Regions from separate parts of the Homo sapiens genome. Here region 2 is linked to region 1. Evidence: read pairs that join two places in POLR2A ChIA-PET (ENCODE). Cell type or tissue: A673. All regions are shown on one strand.

Region 1 (2,500 bases):
TCATTTGTATCAACTTGGTGATTCTGATGTGGATTCTGATGTCTTGAGTGCCAGACGCCCCCCAGTGAGCCGCTGTTAGGAAACTGCAGGGGAACCCCTGAGCTGCCCCTCCTGGATGTTTTCAACATTGGCAAGCAGGTCCTCATCTCCCTGCTCTGCCCTGGAAAACAGACAGAAGAGTAGACATTAAAACACACCCAAACTTGTAATTTGGGTTTGCATCATTAGTTAAATCATCTCCCCTGCCCTGAGTTTTGGGGCAACAAATTGTTCTTTGTAATCCTTACCCATCGGTAGTTCTTTCTGTAGTTCTTCGTGTCATTGTTTATTCTTCTTAAAGGAATAGCACGTCAGATAATGTTCATACAATTACTGTGACAGAGCTATTAGTTGGAAACATGCCAGAGATGACTGTGTCATGTGAAGTAGGTGCTGAGAATACAGGCCAGAAAATTAATTAAAACGCATACACTGGCGTAAGCATAACCCTGCATGGCAGCCATTTATCATTCTTGAAATTGCTGAGGGTGTCTGGAGAAGATTGTTTTTCAATAAAAATGGAAGGTGTGGTTCCATTACCGTGCTAAGTGCGGCACATTCATATCACACTCACTTCTCAGCTCTACGCCTAGTTTAATGGAAGTGACTTCCAAATGATACAGTCCCTTCAGCCTTTTGACCAGAAACCATGCAACTGTTTTCATTGCCTACAATTTTAAAATAGACTTAGCAGTTTTCCCTACGCACAACTGCTTTGTGACGCTTTGCAAAATAGAATCAAATCTGAGTTTTATTTTAGATTTTTTTAATAAGTATAGTTCTGAGATATATATTTTCTCAATTATAGTCAGAAAAGTTTTTTGTTAATAGTTACACTGTTTTAAGGAATCATGCCAAGGTTTGAGATCAAAATTGTTCTTTTCCAAAAACTAAGATGTCTCTCCTAAATCTCCACCTGATATCACCAACTTGAAGTCCTAATGTCCCCATGGGGGGTTTCCTTCCAGACTCCGCCAACTGTGAATTGCCTTTGTTAACCCCGTGCAGCAAGGCTGTGATGAGTCAAGCCTTAAAAGCTACCTTCAGTGGCTTCAAAAAGGAACAGCGGCGCCTGGGCATTCCAAAGAGTAAGTACTGCTTTCCTGAGCCTGCACTGGGTGAGAAGAACCAACTTCAGTGCAGTTGTTTGATCTTGACTTGTTTATTAAGCTTTTGCTTGGGGTATTCTGCAAAGAGTAGCATGGATGTCGTTAACCTGAGCCAGTTTCTGTTTCACCCCAATCAACCCAAGACTTGATCCAGAACTCATTAAATATGTAGTAGAAGGACGCATTACTGGTGTCTTGAAATGTGCCTGGGTCGTGTCAGAATGGTGACGTGTCATCATGGTATCTTGCTCATTCGTGGGTTCTGGTGTATGTCGGTACTTGGTGCATAAATTAGGGATGACAGTGGTCTCACTACCTTTCCACTGTTTTTACCTCATGTGTTCCATTTTTTCTTCTCTCCTGGTAGACCCCTGGCTGTGGAGTGAGCAACAGGTATGCCAGTGGCTTCTCTGGGCCACCAATGAGTTCAGTCTGGTGAACGTGAATCTGCAGAGGTTCGGCATGAATGGCCAGATGCTGTGTAACCTTGGCAAGGAACGCTTTCTGGAGCTGGCACCTGACTTTGTGGGTGACATTCTCTGGGAACATCTGGAGCAAATGATCAAAGGTACCAGCTGAACGTCTTACTTCTCCTTGTCCAGGATGAGCTGTGGCCGGGAAGACTGATTGGGAAAGTCACGTGGGTGTTCTTCAACCTTAGGGTTGCCACTTGAAATGACATAGAGTACCTTGCCTCAAAATGCCACTCAAGTGAGTCAGATATATGGCAGTGATTATAGATTTTTATCCCACTTTATGTGAGTGTGTGTGTGTGTGTGTGTGTGTGTGTATAGCATCAAGTATAGCCACAAGGTAGTAGCCTTAGTCACTAAATTGTTTGCTATTGCTGGCTGTATTCATCACGGGAGTCCATGTTGACTCAGATATGTAGGACAGCAAGAATTCCCACGTCTTCTGAGCTCACCTTACAGAGCTAAGAGATATGGCAGCCTTAATGAAAGGGGGGAGCCTTTACTCACATAAACCCTGTGAATTCTACTGTAAATTTTCCTACATCCAAATGGAATGTATTTTGGATGTTGAGGATTGTTGAGGGGGCGGGGTCTGTTTTTAAACAAGTGAGAAATTGATATATATTTACACGCTATCATATTGTACAGAAACTGGCCATTGATCAGTAGAAATCTCACCAAATACAGAGAAAGTCTTGATTCAAAACTTAAAATAGCAGGGAGACCAATGTTTAAAACATGTTGAGTTAAAAAAGAAAAGAGGGCCAGGTGCGGTGGCTCACACCTGTAATCCCAGCACTTTGGGAGGCGGAGGCGGGCAGATTACTTGAGGTTAGGAGTTCAAGACCAGCCTAGCCAATATGGTGAAACCCTGTCTCT
Region 2 (2,500 bases), 92 kb before region 1:
TTTCACTGACTTTGACAACTCACTTTATTCGTCGGATTAATCGCAAACTGACTTCTCGTTGTTACAAAAGGGTGAGCTCTCCCTTAGATGGAATGTGTTGTCACCACTCTTTAATATTCTAAACAAGGCCTGAAAAAAAGGTGTTTGCCACATGCTTTAAGCTGTCGTAGGAGCAAGAGTGTAAGCTCACAAGCCAGCTACTCAGAAGAGGCCAATTTTTATTTAGAAATTTAAGCCCTGTTACATTCATTTATTTTTAAAGTACCTTGATTTTATAATTCCACCTGTTTATGACAAAACCACTGTTTTTCACAGGAAGCACAAAATTCATTTAGGCAAAGAAGTGTGAAAATGAATGAAGTTCTGCTCCAGCTCAGCTTCAGAGGAACCAAAGCCACTTGTACCACAGAGGATTCTACAAGGTCCCAACTGATCCCAAATGGCTTCCTACTAACTGTCACAGAGCCGAATCACACACCATTAGATTCACTGCTTAGGTCTGGTGTTATCAGAGGGCCTGCCCCAATATATGGACATGTCATGAGATGAGGAAATGACCCATCACCCTATGGAGTCCACCGTCTGTTTTGTTTTTTTTTTTTCAGACGGGGTTTTACTGTTGCTGCCCAGGGTGGAATGCAATGGCGCAATCTCGGCTTACCACAGCCTCTGCCTCCCAGGTTCAAGCAATTCTCCTGCCTCAGCCTTCTGAGTAGCTGGGATTACAGGCATGCACCACCACACCTGGCTAATTTTGCTTCACGCCTATAATCCCAGCACTTTGGGAGGCCGAGACGAGTGGATCACCTGAGGTCGGGAGCCTGACCAACATGAAGAAACCCCGTCTACTAAAAATACAAAATTAGTCCACCATCTTTTATCATCTTGATTAGATAAACTGTGGGAAGCAGAGAGCAGTAGCCTGGGGAAAGGGGCTTGGGTAGACAAGCTTTGATGCGTGAGTTGTCTGCAGAAACACCAGAAGCATGAAAGAGTTTGGCATTGAGCTGCTGAGCTCAGGAGGTAGCTGCAGACACAGGGCTCCTGGCTGAGCCCTGGAGGTGGTGGGAACATGGGGCTGTGGCAGCCTCAGGGCCTGTGTCAGCCAGGTGCCCCTTGAGCAGGGGAGCAGAGTCACTGTGAGTGTTATGAGAAAAAAACTTTTATTGTAGAAATTAGACCTTGTATAGTTGTGGAGGGAGCTGAAGAAGCCAAAGTCTCAGGGGCAGGGGGTGCGAGGAGAGGATCCTTGGTGGCGATACCAGCCAGTCACTTTGAGAAGCCAAACACACCTTGCTGCCAAATGAGGCCACAGAGGTAGAGGGCAGGAAGGGGGTTGCCGCTGACACTGTGTCACCTCTTAGGGTCTACAGCCAAACACCTAGGAAGACCAGCAGTCAGCATCACGGGCTCGGCAGAAGAGAGGACAGAGGACGCCCGCTGAAAACCCCGAGCGACCGCTACATCTACCCACCACCACATCTGGCTGATCAAAAGGCCTCCAGACAGCAACGGCCACGGCTTCACGTCTGCTTTTAAAATCTCACTCAAATTTCCCTTTGGGCTAGCTCTAACTCAAAACCACACGGGGACCTTTCAGCTGTAGATTCTGAAGAAGTTTGTTATGGAAACATGGCCTCATTAGAATAATCGGGGAGTGGATAGGTTAGATTATTGATTGGAAATATTCATTCTTCACCCTCCCATCCTCCCATGAAGGATAGAGTGTATTTTCCTATTCCTTGACTTTAAGTTTGTCCATGTGCCTTGCCTCAGCCAGTGGAATGAGGCGATTGAGGATGTGCCAATTCTAAGCCTAGGATTAAGAGGCTTCATGGGTTTCCACTCAAATTATTTTGCTCTGCCATGGACATGAGACTAGACTACCAGGTTGGACTCTTGCTTCTAACAGGAGGATAAGAGACATAGGCAGAGTTGAACCAGTCCAGCTGAACCCACTATACATCAGCCAAATGCTGGCTGACCTCCAGATGTGTGAGCAAACCTACCAAAATCAGCAGACCCGGATTAATCAACCCAACCTAGATTAGCTGACCCCCTGCTGACTCCCAGATGCATGAATTACATAAATGCCTACTGTTGTATGCCACTGAGCTTGTGCGGTTGTGTCTTACACAGCATTACTATGGCCATAAGAAACCAGAACAGAAATTGGTACCAGAAGTGGAGTGCTACTCTAACAAAAACCCAAGATATGTTGAATTGGTTTGGGGACCAGTGGAAGGAAGTAGAGAAACCTAAAGAGGCTGAGAAGATGATGAGAGAAAATAACTTGAGGATGCTGAACAGTAATGATTCATGTTAAGGAGTCTGAAATAGAAAATGTACCCAATTAACTTATGAATCTAGGCATGGACATCTCCAGGCAGAATACTGAAAGTGTGGGTTGGTTGCTTTTGACTTCAAAAAGGAGATGAGCTCAGAAAAGAACTGGCCAGTTTGTAAGCAGAATTTGGAGGGAATATGAAGAATTTGGAAC

The links. Peaks named below come from ENCODE experiments on the same cell type or tissue, not always from the same donor. Only the 100,000 strongest peaks of a DNase experiment are listed, where the experiment ranks them.
Region 2: POLR2A ChIA-PET joins it to region 1 with 8 read pairs; 6 of 35 experiments call an interaction of 5 or more read pairs at or near these places.

Annotation. Positions count from the first base shown.
Region 1 is chr21:38,813,266-38,815,765 of GRCh38, forward strand. ETS2 (ETS proto-oncogene 2, transcription factor) reads left to right here. Exons shown (of 10, transcript NM_005239.6): 4 at 1,008-1,127; 5 at 1,516-1,716. Among named protein-coding and RNA genes, the nearest start is that of ETS2, 8.6 kb to the left of the region's middle. RefSeq lists enhancers at 579-1,365, 762-1,961. In A673, no CTCF peak of the experiment used is centred here; DNase peaks (open chromatin) are centred at 416 and 1,046; H3K27ac peaks cover 2,500 bases.
Region 2 is chr21:38,721,569-38,724,068 of GRCh38, forward strand. No RefSeq gene overlaps it. Among named protein-coding and RNA genes, the nearest start is that of LINC00114, 51 kb to the right of the region's middle. In A673, no CTCF peak of the experiment used is centred here; no DNase peak of the experiment used is centred here.